Linked DNA regions of Homo sapiens: region 1 is linked to region 2. A link is a loop called in an ENCODE intact Hi-C map of the cell type or tissue named here. Cell type or tissue: GM12878. All regions are shown on one strand. Links, peaks and the distances in the headings refer to the core of each region. The heading gives the core; the rest is flanking DNA. Region 1 has its middle 36 kb from the start of LINC02473. Region 2 overlaps SEPSECS (Sep (O-phosphoserine) tRNA:Sec (selenocysteine) tRNA synthase).

What was found. Peaks named below come from ENCODE experiments on the same cell type or tissue, not always from the same donor. Only the 100,000 strongest peaks of a DNase experiment are listed, where the experiment ranks them.
Region 1: it touches region 2 in a loop (5-fold over the local background); 1 of 110 quality-filtered maps calls a loop at or near these places.

The regions. Positions count from the first base shown.
Region 1 is chr4:24,616,425-24,632,060 of GRCh38, reverse strand. No RefSeq gene overlaps it. Among named protein-coding and RNA genes, the nearest start is that of LINC02473, 36 kb to the left of the region's middle. In GM12878, for the core only: no CTCF peak of the experiment used is centred there; no DNase peak of the experiment used is centred there.
Region 2 is chr4:25,109,884-25,125,214 of GRCh38, reverse strand. SEPSECS (Sep (O-phosphoserine) tRNA:Sec (selenocysteine) tRNA synthase) reads left to right here. Exons shown (of 11, transcript NM_016955.4): 11 at 990-5,201. The coding sequence ends at 1,284. It overlaps LOC105374534 (a long non-coding RNA gene), which reads left to right and starts at 12,404. Exons shown (of 4, transcript XR_925488.2): 1 at 12,404-13,802; 2 at 13,886-14,107. In GM12878, for the core only: no CTCF peak of the experiment used is centred there; a DNase peak (open chromatin) is centred at 1,734.

The DNA.
Region 1 (15,636 bases), core at 7,317-11,316, 500 kb after region 2:
ATGGGCTCACAATGAACGCTTTTCCCTCCGATTCAACATAGGCACAAAATTACTTTATAGTAAAGAACCAAAAGCATTGATTCTTTAAGCATATAATTTTTTTTTTAAGCAAGGAATAAGAATGCGTGTTTTTCTGTGGCTTAGAAATGCTATGCTGGGACTGGGAGCAGTGGCTCCTGCCTATAATCTCAGCATTTTAGGAGGCCAAGGCAGGCAGATCACTTGAGGACAGGAGTTCAAGACCAGCCTGGCCAAGATGGCAAAACCCCGTCTCTACTAAAAATACAAAAATTAGCTGGGCACGATGGAGCACAGATGTAATCCCAGCTACTTGGGAGGCTGAGGTTGCAGTGAGCTGAGATCAAGCCATGGTACTCCAGCCTGGGCAACAGAGTGAGACTGTCTCAAGAAAAAAAGAAAAAGAAATGCTATGCTGGTAGGAAAGTTAGATAAAAATAGTTTAGCACACTCCTAAATTAACCAAATTTCTTTTTGTAGGGCAGGCATATTCAGCATATACATCGACGGTCAAAATCTGGTCTTTAGTGACTTTGAAAACAGACATAAAAATGCATATTTTACATTTTGAAAAGTCTTTAATTGACTACTAGAGCCATGGTAAAAAGATTAGAAATTTTTTCAGCTGCATAAGATTTTCAATGAGTTCCCTAAGGATGTGGGTGGATATCTTTGATTTTAAGATTGAGTCGATTAGTGGGAAGGAAATGTCGTGTCAGGCATTAGAACCTCATTTTTATTATCTAGCATTTATGCAATTCATTTCCTCTCTGAATTGAAAAATACTTTATAATATCATGGTTAATGTAGGCAGTGTTATTCTCAAGGGGCTGGAGCTGGAGATATTAGAGAATTGCAGCTAGTGGCCAAGCCAGGATTCGTAAGTTCATCATATTTACCCAGACTCGGAAAGACTGACTCACACCAACAAACTCAGTTCTCTGAGGTCAAGGCTGCATGATAATAGTCGAGTGAGACACGCATCTGCCTTTCCTTACTCTCCCAATCCTATGAAATAATGGAATTTTTTTTTTTTTTTGGTGGAGAGGTATAGTCATTTATTATTATTTATTTCATTCTATTCTATTAATTGACAAATAATAGTTGTATATATTCAAGGAGTACATAGTAATGTTTCAATATATATATAATGTATGGCGATCACATCAAGGTAGTTTACATGTCCATCACCTCAAACATTTGTCATTTCTTCGTGTGAGAACGTTCAATATCCTCTTTCTAGCTCTTTGAAACTATATACTATATTATTGTTAACTATAGTCATCGTGCAGTATTATAGAACACTAGAACTTGTTCCTCTTAGCTGTAATGTTGTACCTTTTAACAAATTAAAAAAAACAAATCTATAACAGTGTGAGGAAATAATAAAAAGCTTCATTAATGAACCAGAAACTTGGAATTATTCCTAAAGAGAGAAAGCAACAGGGGTCATATTTAAGAGAAAAAACAATTCTAAAGAACATCGTAGCTTAAAACAAATATTAAGAGAGGAATTGTAGGGGAGTGGGGGAACTGGTTTAGGGAAGCATCACACTCAGAGCCAATGCAATGCACAAATTCATTTTTTTATTCAACAAATATTTGTTAAGCGTCTTTTATGTGCCAGGCACCGTTCGAGGCATTCAGGTAACATGTGTGAACAAAACAGGATTCTTGTCCTCTTGGAGCTGATGTCCTAATGAGATAAGACAGAAAACAGAAGATAAACTTAATATAATAAACACCTTTGTATGCCAGAAAGGGATGTGAGTGCAATGGAAAATGATAAAGTGGGTCAGGGCAAGGAGATTTGTTGTACCAGGGAAGGACGGAGGATACTGAATAAGGTGGTCAGGGTAGGCCCTGTTGAGAAGGAGAGTTAGCCAAACAGATTATTAGGGAAAGGGTATTCTAAGCAGAAAGTAGCGAGTGTGAAAGCACCAGGGTGGGAGGGAGTATGCCCAGCATGTTCAAGGGACTTCAGGGAAGCCAGAATGGTTGTGGGAGAGTAAGTTAGAAGAGTGGAAGGAGATGAGATGGAGAAGTCACAGGACACTGTTTTTTTGTTTGTTTGTTTGTTTGTTTGTTTGTTTTTAACAGAGTTTTGCTCTTGTTGTCCAGGCTGGAGTGCAATGGTTCAATCTCGGCCCACTGCAACCTTGGCCTCCAGGGTTCAAGCGATTCTCCTGCCTCAGCCTCCCGAGTAGCTGGGATTACAGGTGCCCACCACCACGCCCAGCTAATTTTGTATTTTTATTAGAGACGAGGTTTCTCCATGTTGGTCAGGCTGGTCTCGAACTCCCAACCTCAGGTGATCCGCCCGCCTCGACCCCTCAAAGTGTTGGGATTACAGGCATGAGCCACGGCGCCTGGCCTAGGACGTTGGTTTTCACTCTAAATAAAATGGGGCAATGTCAGGAGAGGTGTGTAGGGAGAAGCGGGGAAGTGCAGGGCTTTGAGCAAAGGAGGGATATGATCTAAGGTATCTATGAAAAGGCTTGATTCTGGGTGCCTTATTGAGAATAACTTTAGGAGGAGTGAGAATAGAGCCAGGGAGATCAGTGATCTAGGCAAGAGAGGATAGATGGTGACCATGATGGAAGCAGTCGAGATGATTAAAGCTGTCCATTCTGAATGTATTTTGAAGGTAGAAGGAGCAGGATTTCCCTGATGCATTGAGTATAGAGTGTGAGAGAAGGAGGAAAGTCACAGATGATCCATGTTTTCTGGCCTGAGCAACTAGTTGGATGAAGTGCCCTCAACTAAGATAGTGCAGCTGCAGTTTCCTGCATGAGCTGCGCTCATGTCATGTAAGGTCATGTAAGGTTTGGTGGGATTTGGGACGGAGGAACGTGGTCAAGAGTTCCTTTTTGGACATGTTGAGTCCAAGATGTCAATTACACATTCAAGCAGAGATGGTAGTAGACAGTTACCCGGAGTCTGGAGTTGGGAAGAGAGGCCTGGGCTGGAGATACATGTTTGGGAATTGTTGGCATATGTATCTTGTTCAAAGCCATGAGACAAGGTGAGATTATCACATGGGAGAATATAGATAAGGAGAAAAATCACATTAATTGATTAAAAGAGAAAAATCAGAGTATCATCTCAACAGATGCCAAAAAAGATGTGATAAACCTCAAACACTGGTTATTGATTAATAAACAACAACAGTCCAGGCACAGTGGCTCACGCCTGTAATTCCAGCACTTTGTGAGGCTGAGGTGGGTGGAACACAAGGTCGGGAGATAGAGACCATCCTGGCCAACACAGTGAAACCGCGTCTCTACTAAAAATACAAAAGATTAGCCGGGCATGCCTGTAGTCCCAGCTACTGGGGAGGCTGAGGCAGGAGAATCACCTGAACCCAGGAAGCAGAGGTTGCAGTGAGCCGAGGTCAAACCATTGCACTCCAGCCTGGTGACAGAGTGAGACTCCATCTCAAAAAAAAAAAAAAAGAAAGAAACAACAACAAAAAGAAAGATAAAGAAACTTTTAAGGAAAAAAGGAAGACCTGAATAGACATTGAAAGATATCACATCCTAAGATGGAATACGCATATTTTTTTCCTTTTTTTTCTCAAATTACAAAGCAATACAGGCTTATTGAAGAAGTAAAATGGTACAATGATGTGCAAAGAAAAAGTTAATCATCATTTCATCCTCACCTCAATCCCCTTTGAGTTAACACACATTAACACCCTGGCATTTATTCCTTCACACCTTTTTTCATAGCTAATTCAATATTACAAGCATTTATGGAGACCACAACTATAGAAGTTTGTTTGTATGTGTTTGCTTTGACAAAATAGAATCATACTTACACATTACTACTTTTTTAAATTTAACACCTTATCATGTGCATCTCTACAAATATGCAGATATGGATTCAACTCTAGCTTTTTCTCCTCTCATGTATATTATATCATATATATACACACACATTATACGTGTGTATTATATTTTAGGTATATATGCATATAATGTATTATATACATATTAATATGTAAATATATTAACAGAATATCATTATGGTAGCTAAAAAAATTAGATCCAATTTTTCTTCTACCCTTCTCCTTTCAGATTTTACCCAAATCTCACACCCTCACACACAACTCGACAAAATTCCTGTTAACAATCCAATGTAGAGCATTCCAAACTTTTTTCCCAAACTCATGTAATTATAAGTAGAAGTTTGTACACAAATATACATGTTTACACATACATACACACACACACACACTCATCCATACACAGTCATGTGCTGCATAACCACATTTCGGTCAATGACAAACCACATATACAACACTGGCCCCAAAGAAACAAAGAATTATAATGCCATATTTTTGCTGTACGTTTTGTATGTTTAGGTACACAGTTGTGTTACAATTATCTATAGTTTTCAGTACAATAACATGTTATACAAGTTTGTAGCCTAGGAGCCACAGACCACACCATATAGCCTAAGTGTGCAGTAGTAGCCTCTACCACCTAGGTTGATGTAAGTACACTCTATGATATTCACGTAACAACAAAATTGCTTAACAATGCATTTTGAGAAAGCATCCCCATCCTTAAGTGATGCATGACTGAATACTGTTTATTACTGGAAACCATAATATACACCATTCTTGGCATCTTGCCTTTCTCACTCAACACCTTGTAGCAATCCTTCTAATTCATATGCAGTAGTTCTAATTCCTTCTTCTTAGTAACTGCATAGTATTTTTTTTTTTGAGACAGGGTCCCACTCAGTTACCCAGGCTGTAGTGCAATGATGTGTTCATGGCTCTCTGCAGCCCCAACCTCCTGGGCTCAAGTGATCCTCCCACCTCAGCCTCCCTAGTAGCTGGAACTATAGGCATGCACCACCATGCCTAGCTAATTTTTATATTTTTGGTAGAGACGAGGTCTTGCTATGTTGCCCAGGCTGGTTTTGAACTCCTGGGCTCAAATGATCCACCTACCTCAGCCTCCCAAAGAGCTGGGTTTCCAGGCATGAGCCACCACACCCGGCCAACTGCATAGTATTTTATGATGCAAATACACACACATTTATTCAGCCATTCCCTTATGGATGTATATTGACTTTGTTTTTAGGTTTTTGTTACTATAATTCTGCAATAAACAACTTTACATATAGCTCTCCATATTGATTATTTTATTTTTACTGACTACAATCCCAGGAGTGCAATCATTGGGTTAAAGGGTATGAGGATTCTTTATTATAATGGATGCTGCTTGGCATTTGTTTTTCTCAAAATGTGACAATTCACATTTTCACAAGTAATGCATGAGATTGGAATAGATAATATCATTCTTTTTAACTTCTGCCAATCTGTTGCATGTAGAGTAATATCTCATTATTATTTTAATTTGCAATTCCCTGGCTGCCACTGAGTTGGGTACCTTTTCATATGTTTACCAGCCATTTGGATTTGCTATTCGGTTTATTTCCTTTTTCATACTTATTGACCTTTTTAAAAATTGGAATGGTTTATCTTTTTCTTATCAATTTGCAAGAATTTGTTATATATAAGAAATATTAACCCAATATCTGTTATCTACATTGTACATATTTTTCTAAATGCATTTTGACTCTTGACTTTGTTTGGGTACCTTTCACCATATAAAGGTTTGAAATTTTTATGTAATCAAATATGTCTACCTTTTATACTTTCCAGGTTTCTGGTTTTAGTTTAAAAGATGTTCTCTGTCCCCTAGATTTGCATGTAGTCACCTAAATATTTTTTTTAAACTTATTGTTTACATTTATGTTTTTAATCCATTTGGAATTTATTTTTGGATTTGTTGTGAAATTGAGATACAAGTTCATTTTGCTCCAGAAGAATAGGCAGTTATGCCAGCAATACTTATTAAGTAAGCCATTCTTTCCCACAGAATTGAAATACTACCTTTGTCACATATTAAATTATGATATATACTGAGATCTATTTTTGGATCCACTCTTCTGTTCCACTGATTTGTCTACTCTTATGCCAATACCACGTTGATTGTATTCCAGTGATTTTTATTACAGTGGCTTTCAGTTGAAGGCAAGTCTCTCATTATTTATCTTCTGCATATTTTCTTTGTTATTCAGGCACTTACATTTCCATGTGGCTTTTAAAATAATTTTATCCAACGCATTCTACCCCCCAAAAAGAGAACTATTAGGATAATACATGGAATTTTGCTATATTTATTTAGGGGAATATTATTAGTTTTTCAATCTGTAAAAATTTTAGTCTTTCTTTCTTAACATTTATTATATCTTAAAAATTAGCAATAATTTCTTGATATGATTAAATATCTAGTCACTGCTTAAATTTCCCCAATTGTCTCAGGATAGTTTAATTTATTTTTTAGACTTAGGATCTAAATAGGCTATAAATTTCAGTTGGTAGTGATAGGTGTTTAAATCTTTTTTAATCTGTTGACACCTCCTTCGTTATGTGTTTTCTTGCAATTTACTGAAGAAAACAGGTTGTCCGGCAGCATTTTCCTAACCTGAATTTTGATAATTGTACCTCTGTGGTGTCATTTAATGTATTCTTTTGTCTCCTGTAGTTCCTGGATGTTGGTGGTTAGATCTAGAGCTTTGATCAGACTCAGGTTCAATTTTCAGGCAAATATTTGTCATAGAAGGTGACATGGAAAGTCTGATCATCTCTCTTTGTTGTTTAGCACACCTATATCCACTGATTTGTCAAGACTTGCACAGTGGTGATATTTTGACTCCATCATTCCTTCTCATTGTTAATGACGCAGCTTTAGAAGTTTCTTACACAATGGTGCAGTGTCCTCTTCAATCATCTCGTACCTAGAGGTGCAGGTTATGCAGGGAAATGAGATAAGGAACTGATTGCAGATGAGCTGGTTTCCCAGAATCCTGTAACACTGACTACTGTGTTTTATTGGTTTGTTTCATTATAAACTAGTGGATATCAACATACATATTTGCTTTTTGTCTATGATAGTTATTATTTTTTGTTTCACTGGTCTATGGGAGAAAATTTCTTCAGATTGGATCTTGGAATTTTTGGACACACCCCTGGGACTTCTGGGGTCAAAACAGAGAAAAGAAAGCTCAGGTACTTAGGGTAGGCTGTGTGTTTCCTGCCCTAGATCTGTCAAGGCTGTAATGCAAGGGACCCTGCTGTCTTCCAGGGAATATGGTATTTGGGAACACCATTTATGCATTTGGTATTATGGGCTTAGTTATTGTTTCTGAGCTTTTTCAGTAGACAGAATAGAAAATGGTATTTGTTTGTAAGATTACATATGTCATGACTTCATACTAATAGTTGCAGTTCAACTACAAGGTTTTTGTCTAACCCATTGATATCTTTTCTCCCACACTGAAAAATTACATAATGGCCTGTTAACTTTAAGCCTCTCTGTATACACTACAGTCTCAAAATAATGGTTTTCACACTACTTCTGAAACATGAGATTTCTGAGCAGCTTAAGATATTTTTTGCAATTCTTTTCGCCCTTAGGGAATATCCCACTAGGGATGGGCTATCAAATTACTGTGCTTTCAAGCTGCTCTAAATAGGTTCTCTCTGTGTGACTGTGCCACCAACCTAATTCCAGTTGTGTTGGGTTCATTTGCTTTATTTTACTTTCCATTTTAAGGGATTGCTTTTTTTTTTTTTTTTTTTGAGACGGCTTCTTACTCTGTCACCCAGGCTGGAGTGCAGTGGTGCCATCTCGGCTCACTGCAAGCTCCGCCTCCCGGGTTCATGCCATTCTCCTGCCTCAGCCTCCCGAGTAGCTGGGACTACAGGTGCCCGCCACCACGCCTGGCTAATCTTTTGTATTTTTAGTAGAAACGGGGTTTCACAGTGTTAGCCAGGATCGTCTTGATCTGACCTCGTGATCCGCCCGCCTCGGCCTCCCAAAGTGCTGGGATTACAGGGGTGAGCCACTGTGCCTGGCCTATTTTTTATACTAACTTTTCCCATCCAAGGACAAGGTATATGAAAATGTAAGCCTATCAGTCATGTTTCATGTTAGTATATAATTTAATTCAATTTCAATCCAAATCCTAACAGGACTTTTTAAGGAAATTTAGTAAGCTGGCTAGACAATGACGGGAAAGAGAAATGGACTCAGATGGCCAAGAAAATTTTGAAATAATAAGAAAAATGAGGGAAGACTTTCCCTACCAGATATTGAAGCATATCCTGAGAGTCCATAATGTAGGAAAACTTTACTAACATGTTATAAGACATCTGCTCCTGGCTATGAGGAAGCACTAGACCCCAGATTCAGCCTCCTCCCTAAACAACCATATTACTAGACAAAATATATGAAATAACAATTTTCAGGCATTGGACAACGGGCAACGTAGAGAAGGAAAAGAAATAAGGGGAACTCTAATGTTGCCAGCTTACTGCCAGGACAGAATTTCTCAGCTATAGCTTATGGAAGGAGCACCCAGAGTACAGAGTCTGAAGAGGTCAAAGGAGCTAGGATTTGTGGGGCAGGGCCAAAGAGTAATGAGCCACACTGGGAGGACCCTGAAGATCTGCAAAGGGCTCCCCTTGAGAGTTTAGCTTAGTATCAATCAGTTTATGTGTGCCTTAGTCAGCTTGGGCTGCTGTAATATACACTGGGAGGCTTAAACAACAAACATTTATTTCCCACAATTCTAGAGGCTGGAAGTTTGAGATCAGGGTGCTGGCATGGTCAGGATCTTGATGAGGGCCCTCTTCCTGTTTATGTCCTCACATGGCCTTCCTTGTTACTTGCATGTAGAGAGACAGAAGTAACAATTCCTCTCTTTTTATAAAGGCATTAATTTCATGATGAGGGCCCCACTCTCACAACCTAATCTGACCCTAATTACCTCCCAAAGGCCTAATCAATGAATACCATTACATTAAGGTTTAGGTTTTCACTATATGAATTTTGAGGGGGACACAAGCATTCAGTCCATAGCAATATGTATGAGAAAATTAGATGAAGTGTGGGGAAGATCACCAGAATGGATCGGGTAGAACAATAGCCAGAACTAGCTCTAGGCTAAAGATTGCTCTGGATCCAACTAACAAAGCCTAAAGGCAAGCTTTGAAAGGATTGAATTCATTCAACATGCCAGGATAGGTGTTTTCTGCCATCATCTTGACACAGAAGCATTGATTTTGACAACTACCTCCACATGACAGTACCTTTGTGGGAGTCTGAGAGTTCAGCAGAGAAGTTCTAGTACACTGTGGAGCAAAAAGTCTGAGAATAGATGCATTGAAGAGGGTAAGAAGAACAATTTCACTATAACTGTGTCACCTTTCCCCTAAGACAGCACAGTTCAGTGCCAAGACAGACTCCTTCAGCCTGCAATTTCTCCCATAGGGGAAAGTGAATGCATAGCAAGCAAGTACCTGGCTTATCCAGTCATGAAGAGTGCTACTTGAGAGGTCCACCTCTTTCTTAACTCACACAGAATACTGAGGTGACTGGCACAACGAAAAAGTTCAGAAAGTTGGGAGCAAGGAAGAGAGCTGGGGAGTCACATTAACCCAGGCTCAGAACTCAATAAAGGGCCATGGATCTTACTAACTGCTTTGTTTTGCAGATTCCATCAGGAAGCCCTCCTATGAGTTACTGGAAACTTTGTTCACAGAATCTCTCAGCTTGCTCACAGGCACCCTAAATGCTTTGCATGTCCCACCCTTCTCCACCCCATGGCCCCTATGCATGTCACCACAAATGCAAGTACAAGCCTCTGCAGATGGCTCATGAGCATGTGCAGAAAGCCATCCTAACTCTGTGCGATTGGGACAAGGCACATAAACTTGACCATTTCAGGGAACAGCCTTTAAAAAAAAAAAAAGATCAAGAGAAGGCATACAGTCTTAGGAATCTCCCCCTCCGCAAGTGGTAACAAGAGGTGTGAATCAGACACATTAATAGGAAAGGACTGAGAAAACCTCAGAATCCCTAGTCAGGCCGAATAGTGCAGGTATTTCTCTCCCAAAGTTAGTCAGCAGAGACTGGAGAGGGTGATTGCTTCTTCAAATGAAAAACAAAAACAAAACAAAACAAAACAACAATGCAAGCTCCCCATGTAATTGAAAAATCAAGGAAACATGATACTAAGGGAAGAGACAACCCCTCATATTGTCTTATGCCCAATTTCTGCCTCCAAAGAAAGAAGTCTTCCTGAAGACTCAGCTGCCTTGGGCAAAAACTGTATAATAGTACTACAAAAACAGTAACCTGGTAAACTTCAAACCACACTAAAAGAAATCCGTTTAGTAAATTTCCAAAGTTGCAAACTGTGTGGACCCACCGGGAGTCCCATCTGGACTGGACAGCCCCCACTGGATTATACCAGATATGTGGGCATAAAGCCTATGCCAAAGAAAGAAGAAGTAAAAACTAAAAGGCAGAAATGAAATCCACAGGCAGACAGCCTGGCACCATGCCCTGGGCCTAGTAGTTAAAGATCGACCCCTGATCTAACCAGTTATGTTATCTATAGATTCCAGACATTGTGTGGAAAAGCACTGTGAAAATCCCTGTCCTGTTCTGTTCCTTTCTGATTACCGGTGCATGTAGCCCCCAGTCACATACCCCCTGCTTGCTCAATCAATCACAACCCTCTCACACGGACTCCCTTAGAGTTGTAAGCCCTTAAAAGGGACAGGAATTGCTCACTTGGGGAGCTCGGCTTTTGAGACGCAAGTCTGCCCAAGTTCCTGGCCGAATGAAGCAGCTTCCTTCTTCAACCCGGTGTCTGAGGAGTTTTGTTTGCAGCTCATCCTGCTACAATACTACTAAAGGAATATAATAATTTTCCAATAGCTAACTCAAAGCAATAGAGATCTATGAATTACCTGATAAAGAATTCAAAGCAACTGTTTGAAGGAAATTCAGCTAGCTACAAAGAAAACATACACAACTCAACAAAATTGGAAAACAATACATGAACAAAACAGGAAGTTCAACAAAGAGATGGAAATCAAAAGAGTACCAAACAGAAATTCTGGAGCAGAAGAATGTAACGGATAAAGTGACAAATACAGTAAATTATGTCAATGGCAGTCCTAAGCAAAAGAAATAATCTGTGAACTCAAAGACAGATTATTTGAAATTTTCCAGTTAGAGGAAAAGAATTGAAAAAGAATGAAAAGGAATGAAGAAAGAATTTATAGGACACAATCAAGAAAACTAACATATGCATTATGAGAGTTTTAGAAGAAGAAAGAAAGGAAAAGAAAGATTATTTTAAGAAATAATAGCAGAACACTTCCCAAATCTAGAGAGAGATATGATCATCCAGGTAAAAGCTACACTCATTTTTAATATTGTGGTCTTTTAACTTTCATACTAGAATTACAAGTGATTTACACACTGCCATAATAATATTAGAATATTCCAATTTGACTATATACTTACCTTTACTGGTGAGTTTTATACTATAAGATGTTTTTGAGTTACTAATCAGCATCCTTTCAACTCAACTTGAAGAACTCCATTTAGCATTTCTTGTAAGACAGGTCTAGTGATGATAAACTCCCTCGGTTTTTATTGTCTAAGAAAGTTTTTATCTCCCTTTCATTCCTGAGGGATATCTTTGCTGGGCAAAGCATTCTTCTTTGCCAGTTTTACCTATTAAAAAGCTTTAATAACTTTTTAATAGGTAAACAATATAAAAACATGTAAGTTGTGACATTAAAAAAAAGTGGAGGGGGAATCCAAATTGTAGAGTTTTTATATGTTATTGCAGTTGTTTCTATCAGCTTAAAACATACTGTTATAACTATAAGATATGTTATGTCAATTTCGTGGTAACCACAAAGCAGAAATCTATAGCAGATACACAAAAAGATAAACAGAAAGGAATCAAAACACCACTACAGAAAATTATCAAATCACAAAGGAAGATAGCAAGAGAGGAAGAAAGATACAAAGAAATTACAAAACAGCCAGAAAATAATTAACGAAATGGTGATAGCAAGTCTTTACCTATCAATAAGTACTTGAAATGTAAATAAATTATATTTCTCAATCAAAAAACATAGAATGGCTGAATGGATAAAAATACAACACTCAACTATATGCTGCTTACAAGAGGCTCATCATAGCTTTAAGGACATACATACACTGAAACTGTGAAGGACGGTAAAAAAATATTCCATGCAAATGGGAACCAAAAGAGAACAGCGTTGATACTATACTTGTATCAGACAAAACAGACTTTTAGTCAAAAACTGATAAATAACTCAGTAAAGTTGCAGGATACAAAATCAACATACAAAAATCAGTAGCATATTCATATACTGACAATAAAGGATCAAAAAAGAGATAAAGTCCTTAAAATGTCCTATTAGAAAAAGAGATATTAAGAAAACAATCCCATTTATAATAGTAACAAAAAGGACAAAATAATTAAGTACAAATTTAACCAAGGAAGTGAACTGTTTATACTACTGAACCATTTATGAAAACATTAAAACACTAGTGAAAGAAATTGAAGACAAATAAATGAAAATATATCCCATATCAATGAATTGGAAGAATTAATATTATTAAAATACCCATAGTCCCCAAAGCAATTATATTAGTCATTTTCTCACTGCTATAAAGAACTACCTAAGATTGGATAATTTATAAAGAAAAGAGGTTTAATTGACTCACAGTTCTGCATGACTGCGGAGGCCTCAGGAAATTTAAAATCATGGTGGAAGGGAAAGGGGAAGCAAGGCATGTCTTACATGGTAGCAGGAGAGAGACTGAGCAAGGGGAGAAGTGCCACACTTTTAAACCATCAGATCTTGTGAGAACTCACTATCACAAGAACAGCGTGGGGGAAACTGCCCCCATGATCGAATCACCAACCACCAGGTCCCTCCCTAACACATGTGGAATACAATTTGAGATGAGATTTGGGTGGGGACACACAGTCAAATCATATCAGCAATCTACAGATTCAGTGCAATTCCTATCAAAATTCCAAAGGTACTTTTCACAGAAAAAGAAAAAATGATCCTAAAATTAATATGGAATGGGAAAAGATCCTGAGTAGCTCAAGCAATCTTGAGCAAGAACAGAGCTGGATGCATCACACTTCTTGATTTCAAAGCTATCTTAATCAAAACAATATGATTCTGGCATAAAATCATACATCAATAGAACAGAGAGCCCAAAAATAAACCCACACATATATAGTCAACTGTTTGACAAAGGTGCTGAGAATATGCAATGGACAAAGGATAGTCCCTTCAATAAACGGTGTTGAGAAACTGGATATCCACATGCAGAAGAATGAAATTGGCCCTTTATCTAACACAAAAATGAAGTAAAAATATATTAAAGACTTAAACCTAACACCTGAAGCCATAAAACTCCTGGAAGAAAACACAGGAAAAAGTTCCATGACATTTATCTTGGCAATTTTTGTTGAATATCAGGATACCAAAAGCAAAGGAAACAAAAGCAAAAACAGAAGTAAGTAAGTGAAACTACATCAAACTAAAAAGTTTCTGTATAAGTTTCTGCAAATGAAATAATCAAAAAATGAAAAGACAACCTCCAAAATGAGAGAAAATATTTGCAAACCATATATACCAGGGATCTCCAACCCCGCAGTACAGGTCTGTGGCCTGTTAAGAACCAGGCCACACAGCAGGAGGTGAGCGGCAGGTGGATTAGCTTTACTGCCTGAGCTCCACCTCCTGTCAGATCAGTAGTGGCATTAGATTCTCATAGGAGTGCAAACCCTATTGTGAACTGTGAACATGCAAGGGATCTAAGTTGCATGCTCCTTATGAAAATCTAATGCCTAATAATCTGAGGTGGAACAGTTTCATCCTGAAAAAATTTGAGAAAAAGTTTTCATGGCCCAGTCCATGAAAAAATGGTCTTCCACAAAACTGATCCCTGGTGCCAAAAAGGTTGGGGACTGCTGATGTATATGATGAGGGGTTACTACCCAAAAAATATAAGGAACTCATACAACTCATTAGCAAAAACCAAAAACAAACCCAAATAATTCAGTTTTAAAATGAATAAACGATCTTAAGAGATATTTTTCCAAAGAAGACATATCAATGGCCAACAGGTATATGAAAAGGTATTCAACATCACTAATAATCGGAAAACTCAAATGCAAAAACATAAGATATTACCTCACACCTGTTAGTATGGCTATTCCCAAAAAGACAAAAGATAACAAGTGTTGGTGAGGATACGGACAAAAGGGAACATTTGTCGGCTGATGGTGGAAAGGTAAGTTAGTAGAGCCATTATGGAAAAGAATGTGGTGTTTTCTCAAACAATTAAAAATAGAACTACCATATGATCTAGCAATCTCTTTTCTGGGTATACAGCCAAGGAAATAAAATACTCCAATGTTAGCTGCAGCACTATTTATAATAGCCAAGACACAGAATCAACCTAAGTGTCCATCAACAGTTGAATGGATTAAAAAAATGTGGTGCACATATATGCAATGGAACATTATTCAACCTTAAAAAAGAAAGAACTCCTGTCACTTGCAACAAAATGGATGATACTGAGGGACATTATGTTAACTGAGATAAGCCAGGCACAGAAAAACAAATACTGCATCATCTTACTTATATATGGAATCTAAAAAAGTCAAACTCATAGAAGCAGACTATAGAATGGTGGTTGCCAGGAGCTGTGGGTGGGGGAAATATGGGAGATGTTGGTCAAGGGGTACAACCATAAGTTATAAGATGAATAAATTCTGGAGACCTAATGTACAGTATGGTGACTGTAGTTAATAATAATATATCATATATTTGAAATTTGCTAAGAGAGTAGATCTCAAGTCTTCTACCACACACAGAACTATCTGAAGTGATTTATATATTAATTAGCTTGTGGTAATCCTTGTACCATATATACATATATCAAAACATTATGTTGTGCACTTTAAATACATACAATTTTTATTTATATATCATACCTCCACAAAACTGGAAAATAAAATTGCCAGGCATGAAAGATGCAGAATAATATAACTCATAATGAGGATTTAAATAATCAACCTGTAAATGGACCTGGAAATGACACAGATTATTAAATTAGTAGGCAATGATACTAAAGTATTACAGTAATCACAAATATGTCCAGGAAGGTAGGAAGAAAGCATGAACAGTTAAGGAGAGACATAGAAGTTGTAGAAAAGACTCAAATCAGACTTCTAAGGGCTTGGAGACTGGGCCATTCAGTGCATCAGACTTTGGTGTATTGGTTTTTTAGAAATTGGCTTTTAGAGAACTCATCAAGAACTATAGCTTGGGCTGGTTGCAGTGGCTCACACCTGTAATCCTAGCACTTTGGGAGGCAGAGACGGGCAGATCACTTGAGGTCAGGAATTCGAGACCACCCTGGCCAACATGGCAAAATGCCATCTTTGCTAAAAACACAAAAAATTAGCCAGGCATGGTGACACACGCCTGTAATCCCAGTTACTCAGGAGGCAGGCAGGAGAATTGCTTGAACTGGGGAAGCGGAGGTTGCAGTGAGCTGAAATCATGCCACTGCACTCCAGCCTGGGTGACAGAGTGAGACCCTGTCTTAAAAAAAAAAAAAAAAGAACTATAGCTTGGACCTGAGACTGATAGTGGGGCTAATATTT
Region 2 (15,331 bases), core at 1-4,000:
GAATCTGATTTTTCATTTTAGATTTGATGAGGTCAGAGAAAAATGACTTGAAAAGAAATATCTTGCTGTAAATACTTTACATGCTTCTATTAAATAATTTTTCTGTAGCTACCGGAGGATAGAGATTTTATATCACAGGACAACTTTTTAAAAGTAAAATCTTAGATTAATTTACTTTTTACCTTGATGAACTCATCTATATACAATATAGTTTTGACACTTCTAAAATGGTTTTCTTGACATTGCTTTTAGTATTGCCACTATTTGTCTGTGTGTTTAGGTTGAGCCTAATTGACTTCTTTGAAAAAAACAAAAAGCTAAGCGATTAAACTATTAGAAATCTGCTTATATCTAATATGCCAGTGAAATCAAGCTTTAAAAATGCAGGTGCCTTTGCTAAATATTACTGTTTGCTGACTACCACCCCACTATAAACAGTTACATAACTTCTTCTGTATCTGTGCTTTAAAACTATCCATTGTATAGCACTGATCAGATAGTTAGACTTTTAGTTTGTTGATTATTTGAGGTAACACATGACAATTACAGTGGTTTGACTTGCAAATTTCAATATTTCAGTAAAGTGTGTATATATGAAGTCATATTCCAGATTTGGCACAAAACCAAATCATTTTCTTTTTACCTCTTTAAAGAAGATGTAGAGGTGTTTAAGATTCCTAGAGCTTCAGGTAAAGAGAAAAAGATACTGGCAAAAATAAAATCAAAAGAGATTCCTAGAGCTTATAGGTCTTTAATAGAAGTTAAGTAAACGATAATCACGAGGCAGGACTTTTTTATGTAAAAAAGCAGTGTATTATAGAATTTCATTTTAAAGTCGATACAGTCTATTTTTGTAGGCCATGATTTGTGGCTGTTTTAAACTTCGTAATAAGTGGATGTAAGGCTTTGTAACACATATCTTTTGTTTATGGGTGACATTGTGTTACCATTACCAGACATATTAAATTGGTAAATCTTTCTTCTTTCAGGGTTGTGCCTCTTGGGTCCATGCAAACTGTGAGTGGCTATACTTTCAGAGGCTTTATGTCACATACAAATAATTACCCTTGTGCTTACCTCAATGCTGCATCAGCCATCGGAATGAAGATGCAGGATGTGGACCTGTTCATAAAGAGACTTGACAGGTGTTTAAAGGCAGTAAGAAAAGAACGAAGTAAAGAGAGTGATGACAATTATGACAAAACTGAAGATGTGGATATTGAAGAAATGGCTTTAAAACTAGATAATGTACTTCTTGACACATACCAGGATGCTTCTTCATGACATGCGAAGGGTTTCTTCTTGATCATTTGAAAGAAATGATAAGGCTGTAGTACAAGCAAGCAGTTTAAAGATAAGACTTGAGATTTTTGAATTGAGAATTTCATGGGAATATTCAGTCAAGGAGCAGACTTTGGTCTGAACTAGCCATTGATGATTGTTAAGTTTCCCATTCTTAGACTGCATCAATCCTTGTGATCCTTAACAGGTTATAATATACAATTAGCATTTTTCTAATTGTTAGAATATCTGTCAATTAAGCATCATGACTCAGATAATTTTTACTAGTGTAATGACAGTAAAATTACTTCAATTCTCTTTGAAATGTAGAGTGCTTCCTCCTAACCATTCTTTACCGTTTCTGATCACACAGAATTGAGAAAGATCTCTTAGGCCACTAGTTACTAGTTGTTTGTTGAGATGTGTAAGTCACAGTGTGCCTGTAAAATGGGCATTCCCCAAGGAAGCAGAGTCAAGGTATAAACTTTCGTTTTGACTCAAAAGCAGTGGGTCTCAACTGGGGATGATTCGCTTATCTGAACAGCATCTGCAGACATTTTTGGTTGTCACAACTGGTGGGATGCTGTTAACATCTAGAGGATAGAGGCCAGGGTGCTACTCAACATCCTACAATGCATGGGACAACTCCCACAACAAAGAATTATCCAGCCCAAAATGTCATTAGTGCTGAGGTTGAGAAATACTCCTCTAAAGTAGATAAACTCCTTGAGTAAAGAGAAGTTTACCATAGCAACTTTCAGTAGTACTTCAAAGAAGATAGCTGTATAAATGTCATCAAACTATACTATATAGAGAATCTTAAGTGATAACCAGGGTCACGGATTCCAAACATGTCATTATAAATTGTTTTATATGGTGCTCACTGGTGCATTTTTCCTTTTGGATAAGGGAAAACATTATTCCACTTACTGTTTTTGCTTTAAGCAGCCTGCATATATTGGTTAGTTTGTTCAGATGTTGTGCACAGACATCATCAAAATTAGCTAACATGGGTATTTTTGAACATATTTTTGCCAGGAAGATGAAAATCACATAGTATGATAAACAGGTGTATTCCCCTCTACTTGCCCATGTGCTCATTTTTCTGAGTCTGAAATTCCAGACTTACTGGCTTTAACAATAATTTTTGTTGTTAATTTAAGAAATAGACTTACTTAAGACTATTTTAAGAAATAGAGATGTCATAGCCTGAAGATTTACTGAAGCTTCTGAACATGCCACCATGCCAAAGCTATGTTTCTCAAACCCAGCTCTGTGGATCATGTTCCTAAAAGATGCTCATGGGGAGAAAATGTTTACAGACAAATAATTTTGGGAGCTGCCTTTGCAAACCTGCCTGTTGGCATATTGAAGGCTCTAAGAATTCCTTCACTAAATAACCCAGTTTTAATATATCCTTATCCAAAGAGAAACTCATTTTTTTAAAGTGAAATATTTGTTAACAGCCCATTGAACATACTTTTAAAAACACTATGGTAGAGAATGCTGTGTTGCCTTCTGGGCTGCATTTTTCTTATTGATTTGGAATTGTAACCTATGTATGAGAAAGGGATTTTCTGGTATTTTGGTGACGTTGTACATTGTCCCAGACTGTTTGTAAACATGAGGTCAGACATGTGTAAGGTAGACGCCTATGGCCACTGGCTTGACCACCTTGGAAGTCAATGACTATTTTGAGATGAAGTATTTAACTATGAATATCATGAAGGTTATTTAAAAATGTATTTATTTTATCTTTGGGGTTCAAACATTAAAAAAATTTACATAGGTGTAGTAACTCATTTCAAGGGAATAAATGCTGGATTAAAAAGTGTAAATTTTTCATGAGAATTTGGGACTAAATTGCTGAACCAATAAAGCTGAAGAGTTGCAACCTCTAGAGTCAAAAAAGGGATTGAAATGTTGTTGCAAATGTAAATGCTGGCAGTGCAGCTTGCTATACATGTAAGCCAAAATTGTTTTATAGAACAAGTGATCTATATTGTTGTGATCATCATTTAGCTTAAGAAAGGCCAGAGCTGGGAGAGTAGCAAATGTTTTCTCATCTGCAGTGTATCAGCAGTTCTTGGGCTTCAGCTGCTGAATAGATAATAATTCTAATTGAACATAAATTACATGAACTCACATGTGAATGATAGATATGTTACAATATTTCATTCCTGATGCAGAAAATCAGCTGTGGTTTTTATTATTAACCCTTTCTTTTTCAGTGGTTTTGGAATTCTAGCTCTATTCCTCCTGGCTTAAAATTTGAGGGCATAGAATTCACAAGAGTTTTTGAAGAGTTCTGTCTATTCAGGCTTTCCTTTGTCCCCACCCTAGTGTCATTTTCACTCACTCCCATTTCTACACATAAGTATTAAAAAGGATGTATTTATTATAATTCGCTAGTACTGATTGGTAAGCCTCATAATTGGCCTTTGTTATCTTTGTACTGTGACGAAGGCAGTGGATGATACATTACCAATCATTGCCGAAGATAACCTCTTCTATCTTTTTGACCCAACTACCCTTATTAAAACTATCAGGTAAAATATTGGAGTTAGGTTTTTAAAGTCATTGGGCTGTGGCAGTGTGCTTAGAAAAGAAAATGGTGGAACATAGAATATTCTTTTGGTCACTACACAATGTGTTACTTATACATGGCAGGGAAGGGAATTTTAAATCAAACTCGCAGTTTGGTTCTTAGGTCCTCTGCTGATGAATTCTCGCTCTATCAGGGAATGATATGTGACGCCAGCCTTAGGAACCTGGTGTTCAACTGTAAATCTTTCTATTTAGCTTTTTGTATTAGTTGAATGAAGTTATAGAATATGAATTATTGAATACAGTTCTGTTCAGCCAATAGGCACTTGATATACAGAATGGTAAATTTAAATATAAATTAAATTTTTCTAATATTATGATCAGCACTTCACTGTGGTTCTGTGTCTTTAACCACCTCATAATAAGAACTGTTATTGAGGACTGGGCTACAGAATGTGCTTAGACTACATCTATGGCTTCCATAGATTTTAGTAAAATTTAAACAGATAATTTGTGTTTACTGCTGATGTTACTTTAATATTGAATTAGTAGTTCATCCTGAGAGTTATATTTCACAGAGGAAAATAACCAACAGCTGAAAACAACAATAATAAAGCTCTGGTGAGTCTGACTCATACTCGGAGAAAGTTTTTGGAATACATACACATTTGGTGCATATAAGAGTTGGGTTTCCTTTTCCCACTTTCTGAGATGTACTAACCTCTGCCAGACCCTTAAATGATTTTGTTATGTTTTGCATTTTTGAGGCCAACCTTATTTTGTAACTGAAAAAAGTCCAGTTTTGCATACACAGAAATTTGGTCATTTTAGAAGTCTCACAACCTGAATAATTTGATAATAATTGAATATGCTATTAACAGCTTTTTAAGAAAAGGTTCTATTAGTCAGTTTTTTCCTTGTCTGTCATATTATGTTGGTTAATGTCTCTTATGGCCAATCTTAGTAAACAGACCTAACACTCACTGCATCCTTTTGTGCCTTACTTTTTACTTTCCTTTTGCCCTTTTGGTATGTGCGCATGTAAGATGGTAAGTTTAAGGCTAATGAATATATGTTTGTAATTTCCTACTCACTACTCTGCAGTTAAAGCTAAGGCCTTAGGCAAAATCTAGAAATGTTTATATTGTTTTGTTTTTTATCAAGTGGTGTCAACTTGAGAAATACAAAGAAAGGCTATGCTTAACTGTATAACCGTGGGGGATTTTAGCCATGAGAATATGAAGCTGATGTCAGCCTGCTAACCTGTTTTACCAAAAGGAAAAGATGTTTCCAAAAATGTTTTCGGTGTAGACTGTTTAAAGATGAAAATAAATTATATAATTTATTATATGAAATAAATTTTTGATAAGTCACTGACAGTACGTTATTTTACCTAATCATTACGATAGATAAAATCTGAAAGTACAAATAACTGAACTAAATTACTTGCCCATTTTTGATTCAGTCATCAGTATCAGCTTGTCTAGAAATCAGCAAGAAAAGTCATACCTTAATGAGAAGCATGAGTCATGGCTGGGGGCTAAATTAAAACAAAAAAAAAAGGAAAGAGACGATATTCCAGCAATCATTTTGCAAAGGATCTATTGACTGTAGAAAGTACTTAGAAGCATTTAATCTTTTCTAAAAGAAATACTATCTTTTATTTGAAAATAGGTTAATATCACTTTCTCCTTTAGATTTCACATCTAAATTGTGCTATTTGAAGTTTGCAGGTAGTGGTCTTTGATTTGGAATTTGATCTCTGCACTGGTGCTTATTAACCATGTGAGGCCACATATTCAGCCTCTTTGAATCTCAGTCTCATCAAATATAAAATAGATACAACCTTATAGGATTGAAGATTAAATGAGACAATGTATGGTAACGTGATTAACTCGGTATCTATGCATAGAGTACTTACTTTTAATAACTGCTATTATGCTCCGCAAAAAGCTATACTGTCCTAAGTTGTGCTAGATTTAAATTTAAATGTATTCAGTATTATGTAGTTTATTCAGTGGAACTTTTTTTGAGGGGGAGTTATCAATGAATTTTGTCCATTTGCCAGTGGAAATTAAAAGTATGCAGTTGATTTTAGATGACCTTTATTTTTTATTTTCAGGGTTTTTCTATTTTGGCTTTTATGGATTTTCTTTTGTTTTGCATTTTTGAGAATTTTTTTAAACCCATATTTAAAGTGCATTGACTAATTACCTGAAATTTCAGGTCACAACCCAGGAAACATATACAGAATAAGTTCACATCACAATCACTTCCACATTGATTATATTATCTGACCAAAATTTATGGTATAATAGGCAGATCTACAGGCATGCCAGTTGTTCAGTATATTTAGCCCTATTCTTACATGATTTTGTAGTAGAATAGCTGATCATAGCTCCCAAATGGATATCTTTAGCAGACTTCTTTCCTCAACCCTGCACTTGTATGCAACTGCCTAGTCAACATCTTTTGCATGTCTGATAGACATCTCAACCTCCACATGACAAAGGTGATTGATTCCTTGATCTCCCCTGAAAACCTGTGATCTGAACTTCTCTTCAGTTGATTAGGCCAGAAACCTTGGAGTTATCCTCTACTTTTCTCTCTCACATCCTACGCCAAATCCATCAAGAGATCATGCTATATCTATGTACTAATTTATCCAGAATCAAGCCATTTCCCACCTGCTCTGTAACCAGCCAGTTCTGAACTCCCAGTGTTTCTTGTCTGGATTATGACAGTACCCTTGATTCCCCTGGTTCTACCCATGTCCGTTTACACATGGGGCCAACTTGGTTTATGCTGTTCCCAGGGAAAAAAAAAGTAAAACCCACAACCAACCAAACTGCTTTATAGATCCATCCCCATGGAGCCCAGAGCTTCCTAGGTATGTGACGCACACACAGCCAGAGTGATCCTCTGGAAACAGGTCCTGTCGCTTGTCTGTTCAAACTCCTGCAGTAGCTCCCATGTCACTCAGAGAATAAGCCCAAGGCCTTGCTGTGTCCCAAAAGGCCCCACAGCACTGGCCATCATAACCACTCCCCCTTTATCTTTCTGACCCAACTCTTCATCCTTGCCTGCTCCATTCCAGCCAAACTGGCCATCTTGCTGTTCCTCAAACACTCCAGGCATGCTTTGCCTTAGAGCCTTGCCTCAAGCTAGTCCCTCTGCCTGGAAACATCTCTTAACCCAGATGCTTGGCTAACTCACTTCCTTCATACTTTTTACCAAAGTTCTCCCTTTTCAATGAGCTCTACCTTGACTACCCTTTTTAATACGGTAGCTATCTCCCCCTCCCCCTACCCCCGGTTAACATTGTGTAAAAATTGTCTTAAAATTGAGGGTGGGGCCTCAGTTTTAGGGTTTGTAAGAATCATCTGGAGTTGTTAAAATGCAGATTCAAATTCACTAGGTCTGGGGTGGGGCAGCATCTCTAGCAAATCCCTAGGGCGTGCCCACACTGCTGGCCCATGACCACACTGAGGAGCAGAGGTCCAACATAGTTTGTCATCTACATATTTATTATGTTGTACTGTTTGTCTCTCCCTCTCTGGCTATAGCATAAACTCCACTGAAGCAGAATCTTCGTTTTGTTCACTCGTGTATCCCAAGCACCTAAACAGCACCTGGAACATGACAGACACTCAAATATTTATTGCATGAATGATTCAATAGGTATTATTAAGTATTTATATAACTATGTTTGAAATCCCATTGTATCTGATTGAAACTACTCAGTGGTTTTCCATCTCTCCTAGAATAGAGCTCTAAAAATTTTACTTGGGTGGTAGACACAAAGAGGTTCTGTTCAGATCTTGCACGGAAAGACTACCCAGCTGCAAGGAGTGTGCTTAGCTGACAGCCTCCCTACTGTTAGCTCCTTCAAGGTTAGCTCAAGCCTGTCTTTGAGCCAAAGTCATGGCCTTTAGCCAGTTTCTGAGCAAGGCGCAGATATAAGGGCCTAGCCATTTCCACCCAGTGCGGCTCTGGAGCTCCCTGCTGGGCTAGCAGACACTTGGTTGGGTCTGCATCACAGTCCGAGGGCTCCCCCTGCCCTGGCCTGCTTCCCCTCTTTTCTTTTTTAGGTGTTACTCCCCAATAAAACTTTTGCTGTCCTAACTTTGCCTCAGTATGTACCTCCCAGAGAATCCAACCTTTGATACCCGTGGCCAACAGAATGACCTACACCCTTCTGCACACATTTCTACTCATTCTTTTCTCCCTTGCTCTAAACATGTCTACTAAACCCAGTTGCATCCACTTGGTACTACTACAGTGACACCAATCGTCAGTAAGGTTCATTAGCCTCATGAATCTTTTCTGTGTTGGCTATCGCAGATTATGCCATTGTTTTCATCTGGCATCTTTTTTTAGCTATTTTATGATTTTAAATACTAACTACTGTTTTGAGGAATGGTTCATGACTCAATGATTTAGTACACCTTTGATAAGTGGTCCATATGCCGTGAGAAGGTGAATCAGTTGTTCAGTGACCAACCTTCAGGAAGAGGTTTCTCCTGGGCACCACAGTGATCACAAAGTGAGAGGCCAGACTTCAACCCTGGCTCTGCACTTAGTGGCTGAGTGATCTTGCACAAGTTACTTTTGACTCATCAGTAAAATGGGGATAATATCTCACAGGATTGAAATAAAGATCAAATGGAAGAATCTATCATATATAAAGTACTTAGCAAAAAGTCTCGTATATAGCAAGTGGTCTGACAGTAGCTATTATTAAATGAATCTTATTTAAAATTATTAAATGGTGGTTAAAAATAAACTGGAAAAGATCCTCAATAAAATAGCACCAGAAACAGTCTTTGTAAAATGTAGTTGTATTTGTTGGCCTATCTTTATTAAATCCTATTCGTTCTGATAAAGAAAGAAAACTGAGCCTGGAACTCTCTTCAGAGCGCTTGGCTTCAGTGGCCTTTTTGGAGGTGGCCACTCGCTCCCCTTCTCTTTTCTCCTGCCTGACTTGCACTGTTGGATTCATTTCTTTGTCTTAAGGCTTTTTAAGTCCTGTTAAACGCAGATGCCTCAGGAAATAGATAACTGCTATTTATCCTTATTCGTTGGTGACATCTTACTTTGGATGTATTTATCAGATGTTTCCCTAAGAGTGGGCTTTTTGTTAAAAAAAAAAACACACTTTTTATTATAGAAACTTTCAAGCATATACCAAAAAATATGATGACGCCTAGTATCCATTAATCAGCTTTGGCACATACCAAGTCCAGTTTTGTTTCACCTACAGCACCAGCCAGTCCTCCCCTCTATCACTTTAAGCAAATCTCATCATCATTTCTGGGTGTAGCTCACATTTCAATATGGGTCACCAAAGGAAAGGAGTCATTTTTGTTTTTTAAGTCACAATACCATTATCACACCTGAAAAATTTAACAATAATGTCTTGATGTTGTAAAATATGCTGTCGGTTTCATTTCTGTAATGACCTTCCTTTTACCCGTTAGTCAGGATGCAAATAAGATCCTAAGGGTAGATTTTAGTGGAAAAAGGGTAAGAGGAGGGAATCAGGAAGCATTAGGAACCAGTGACAATTACAGAAGTGCAGAGAGGGGAGATTGAAAGTACTTGAGACAGTGTTTTCATTTTGTTTTTTTTTTTAAAACAACTTTCCCCTGGGTTAATAAAACTGGATTTACAGGAGATGTTTATGCCTCCACACAGGCTCCCAAAGGTCTTTCAGGATGCTGGAGAAATTATAATTTGACAAGCTTCAAGTTTTGCTGGTTATCGTGAGAAATGGACTTGAGTCCACATTGGTGTGTAATAATTCACTTTCAATGCCAACTTTCCCAATGTGAGGCTTTAAGTTAGAACCCCAAATAGGATTAGTTCTGTAATATGCTGGTGGTGGGGTGGTAATTGTTGTAGCTATATAGAGCTAACTTTTATTCTAAAATGGATTGAAGACAAAGCAAGCTATGCTGGGTTCCCGCTAGCCAGGCTCAATGAGCCGAGAAGGCAGAGCGCCATCTCAAAACCAGTGTTCAAAGGAAAGGGGGGCAGAGAGGCACCCCCGGGGTGGAGCAGAGGAGCTGACTGTGGTGCTCCTGGTGGAAGAGTCTCTGATGCGCTTCATGGATCACATGAGAGAGATGAAGGAGCTTTCTGGGAGAACTTGGAGCTTCTGACCAGATCAGAAGCTGAGAGAGGTCTATTCCCACTCCTCCTTCCAAAAAACTTGGTCATGGGCAATCAGTGGGGCCTTTACACCACAGTGGCAGAAGATACTTTTAGTTAGAAAACTCTCAGACAAACCAAAACAAACCTTACGTTGGAGACATTAACCTGGAAATGTAAGATCCAGAGTCCCTAGGAATCCATTAGTCTTATGAAATTCCCCATTTTAGCTCTCCCAGGTAATAAAGCAGATTCTGAGAATGGCAACCCAAAACCACACAGCCCCTTCAGGACGGTACTGAGGCAGGTCTCAGGCTGCAGCCAGCCACAGGCCCATGACGGCCAGGGGCAGGTCTGAAGGAGGTAGGGAAACCTTTTGCAAGACAAAAAGTTGATCCAGAAAACGTTTTCCCAGTTTTTGGATCAACTTTTCTTTTTTTCCCCCTATAAATTGCATCGATTTCTTCAGTTTCCAGTGCCTCTCACCACATCCAGTTGATGTGCTGTTCCGTCCTTGCCTGGTGACTCAGACCTTCCTGGGATGGGAGAGGTGGGGGTGGTGGCAAGCAGGAGCATTTGAACAGTAATCCCTGCTAACTTTTCTTGAAGGCCAGTAAAAACACTCATCAATTTTTATCTTCTAATTAAAAGCAAATGATCATTGTCTATTTTCCATTTATTCCCATCTATTTGCAATAAGTGTATTTTGGGCCAACTTGGTTTATGCTGTTCCCAGGGAAAAAAAAGTAAAACCCACAACCAACCAAACTGCTTTATAGATCCATCCCCATGGAGCCCAGAGCTTCCTAGGCATGAAATTGACTGACGCACACAGAGGCAGCAGGTGTGGGGCCACATGCCACTTGCCGCCTTTTTTTTTAGTGTGTGTTTATAATCAGTAAATGGCTGTAGATGTTTAAATGGTTGCCTAATACTGATGGAGAGCGGATGCCATTATAACTTGAACTTGTATTGCCATGCAGATGGTGGAAATAAACATCCAATTCTGCACAGAGTTTTGTTTGTTTCTCACTTTTAAAAGATCAGCTGAGTGTCAGGCATCCATGGTGCCAGCAGGGGGGCTGCGCCTGTGGGTGGGGAGCGATAGGAAAGCTGGGCTGCTGTCGGGTTCAGATTGGCTTTTGTGCTGACAGTCAAAAACAGCAGGTTCCCCTGTAAGTGGGAGGGGGTTCATGGCAGCAGTGGACTCCACCCCGGAGTTACCAGGCAGCAGCTCCAAATACCCCTTCACAAAATCAAAATGTGTCTCCACAAAACTTAGCTCTCGGGCTCTGCTGCCTCTCACCCTTCTCCATCGTAGAAGGATTCCAGCCCTAACCATGCCTGCTGGAACTCTTGCTACACCTTCTTTTCTTTCTCCCTTCTCTTTCTTAAACACCTTGAAAAATGGAGCTGGTTGGACACAGTGGTGACAACATCTGATTCGGTTTCACCCTCCTAGCGTCTCCTGTCTGTCCCTCGAATGCCCATTGGTCTCCTACATTTTGCGGGACCTTAGCAAATATTTCTTGAACAAATGATCAACTGATTTGTTCACACTCTAGAAATAACCAACAGGGTTTAATGATAGCCTAGTCCAGAAATATTTGTTTTAACAGATTTGGAATAATCACAGAAATGAATCTCCGTGAAATTTTGCAAATCAGTGAGCAGAAAAGAGCAGAGTGAATTTGGGGACAGGGAAGTCTTCCTAGTACCTTAAAATTGCCTCATGGAGGAAGCCCACACCTTGGGAAGAAGCCCAAACCTGGGAATGCCCTGCAAGCCATTTCTCTGGGACAGTGACACTGGCCCCAAATGTAAATGTTTTAAGAGATGAATCCATGCTTCAGGGTCAAAGAATATGCTCCATGGGGGAGCAAGGGGCACAGGGTTTATGACAAAGGCCATTCCCAACAGGCTTGGTCTGTTTTATTAATGAATCCTGCAAAAGCAAGGCAAACCCGCCCCCACCTCCTCCAGTTGGCTTCTTTCCTTTATACCAGCCCTCTTTCTCTGAATCATTTCCATTTCTGTAGAGTGCTTTCTGGATTACAAAATGCTTTCATGTACATTATTTTGTTTTCATCTTCTGACAGTTTTAGGAGCCAGGCAGGGCATGATGATTATCCTTATTTTGCAGTTAAGCCCCAGAGAAGTTTGGTGATTTCCATGGCTTGTCTTGTCTGGCGTCATTCTGAGGGTAAGGTCTGGAAACCCTGACGCTCACAGTTCTGATGCCAGCCTTGGAGCTTTCTTGGAACATTAAAACATGGGGTAGGAGCCTTTGCTTTAGAGCGGGGGTGGTCAGCAAACTTTTTCTGTAAAGGGCCAGGCAGTAAATATTTTAGGCTTTGCTGGCCGTACCATTTCTGTTGCAACTACTCGAAAGCAGCAGCAATCTGTAAATGAATGGGCATGGCAGTGTCCCAATAAAACTTTATTTATGGACACTGACATTTGAAATTCATATAATTTTCACGAGTCGTGAAATATTCTTCTTTGGTCCTTTCCCCCCCGCCCCACCAATCCTCTAAAAGTGTAAGAACTATTCTCAGCTCATGGGCCATGCAAAAATAGGCAGCTGGTTGGATCTCACTTGTGGGCTGTGGTTTGCCAACCCTCCTTTAGAGCTGGTTCTGCTGTTTATCAAGTGTGTAATCTTGGATAGGTTCCCTGGATAAACCTCAGTGTCCTCAGCTACAAGACGCGAAAAGTAAGGAGGAGTTCCTCCGTCAGGGACTGGGGGATGCGATGGAGTAACTGTGAAGTGTTTAGCATGATACTTACGTAGATCACTCTTGGGAGTGGGAGGTGTCATGATAAGATGATGCTGAGTCCCTTGAAGTTGTTTGTCCTCCCAAAATATACTGATAGGGGGTGCTTGTCACTGTGTAACAACCTCAGCCTTTTTTGCACTTGGTGCTAGTGAAAAGTTGAGGGAAAATCCAACCATGCCCACAGGACAGAAATACTTTTTTTTTTTTTAAACCAAAGAAAAGCCTTTTTACAAAATAGCAACTCATCAGGGAAAAGAAATGTCCGAACTAAATGAGAGCAGGCTGCACGTTGGACCTGCTGACATGAAGCCAGGGCAAGGTGCTTCCCCACTCTGGCCTGCGTTTCCTCCTCTGCATAAGGAGAATTTTGGATTTGGTCCTCTCCCGGGTCAGTCCACCTCTAACACTCTGTCATGCCAGGTGATAACCAAAATATCTAGATCCAGCATTCATGTCTGCAATGTTCTTGCTTTGCTAGCAAGGCCCCTGCCACCAAGAGGAGATCACACGTTTTCTAGATGTCCTTTTTTACCTCCCCACAGGGTCACTGGGGCTTCCCTGTAGGTGAGGTCCTTGGGCAAGTCTACCTCTCTACACCTCAGTTTCCTCATCTGTGAAATGGGGATAATAACAATGGTCTCAACAGCACGGGGTTGAGGGGAAAACGAAATAGGATGCTAGGTGCAAAGTGCATAGCATGGGACAAGAACTTTGCCAAAGTCAACGAAGAGCTCAGTGTTCTGCATTGGTGCCCGCCTCCATGCTCAGGTCCTCAAGAGACCCGTGACGGTCTTCCCTTGATCTTGGCTTTGGTGTTGGTGATGGCGGTAAGGAATCATCTAGTAGCCAAGTAGGACCTTTTATTCCTGAGGACTAATGAGACTGTGAACTTTGTGAATCCTCCACTCCTAGCAGCCAGAAGACTCAGCCCAGGCCAGAGGTCGTGGTCTGTGGGGCTCTGGTGGTCAGCAGAAGAGGCCAGGATAGAGCGAGACGGACAATGACCACGAGCACAGAAAGCTGCAGAGGAGCAGGATCCAGGTAGGAGCCAGAGTCTGTCCACTCAGCATGTGTGAACCTGGCCTAGATTTGCCCAAATCCAGCTCCCTGCTCTCCCCTTTCAGAAGCAGAAGCTTGTGACTTGGCACCTGTTTCCGGAACCCACTATGGCCCAACCTTCTCAGAAGATTTTGCACCTTGAGCCAAAGAGGATGCAGGGCTCTTGGGACCCAAGAGCCTGAGTAGGGCTTCTGCCCTCCCTCTCCGGCCTGAAGTTTCCCATTCATCAGCTGGAACCTTCACACCTGCCCAGAGGACTGCTGACTCGCACTGACGGTGGCCACAAGGTGACAGCTTGTGTCCTGTGGGGGTAGATGGTGATAACCATCTGGTAACCAAGCAGATGAAGTCCTGGGGTGATGAAATCTTAGGAAGTAAAGAAGATTGGTCTTGTCCTTAGCTATCCTCACTCCTTTGGAGCAAGCCCCCAAAGTCCCTGCCACAGCAGGCCCTGGGCATGGAAGGGATGACTGATGACAGTGTCATTGTCAAGGATGGGTATGCCAAGGATGGAAGAGTGGCTGCTTCTGCCTTGCACCATTCCCCTCTCCTGAGCCAGCCTCCTTCCTACCTTTTGACTCCCTCTCAGGCAGTAGTCACAGCCTTCTAGAGACAAAGCTGGCGCAAATCACAGGTCAGCTGGCCTGCAGGGCAGTGGGAACCCCCAGGGCGTGGGTGGAAAGGGCAGAGGCGGGCTGGACCATTTATCTATCTGTCTGAGAGTTACTGAGCACTGGCCAGAGACTGCTCATTTCTTCTCAATATTTCCTCCTGTCCCTTAGAATCCTGACTTTAACTGGGAATAATGCTGCCCTTCCCGGTGGGAATAACACTGCCCTTCCCAGTGGGATAAGCTTCCTAGCTGATGTAACCATGCATTAAGGTTAGGCCAATGAGATGTAAACTGAATTATTGTATAGAACTGCTAGAAATTTTCGCCAAAAAAAACTGGTATGCCTTTTTATGCCTCTTTGTGCCTTTTTGTTCCTGACACAGAATTCAGATGTGATGGCTGCAGCTTAAGCAGCCATCATGGACCATGAAGTAGACACACTAAACCTGCTGCAGGAGCAAGATGGAAGGAGTCTGGACCTCTGACAATGACAGTTTCACAAAACTTTTCCTGGGGTGTACGCCTCCAGACACCTCTTATTCCTGAGAGGCAGATAAACTGCTCCCTTTTAAAGCCACTGTTGTTTTGAGTTGATCTGTTACACATAGTCAAACCTGATCCAAACTCAAAAATAAAAGAAAAAGCAAAAAAACCTGATCCAAACTGATTCAAGTCCCTGCTGTGTGACAGACACTCTTCGAGGTTGTGGTGACCCAGCAGTGAGGATAGGATGGTCACCAGCACAGTGACCATAGTGCCTGCCCTGTACAGCCACATTCCAGTGGAGAGAAAGCTATATATGAGGAAACAGTAATTTTATGAAATAATTGGTGGCATGAAATAAAACAGGTGATATTGAGTGAGACACAGTTCTGAGACTGTCTCATTTATTAACTAA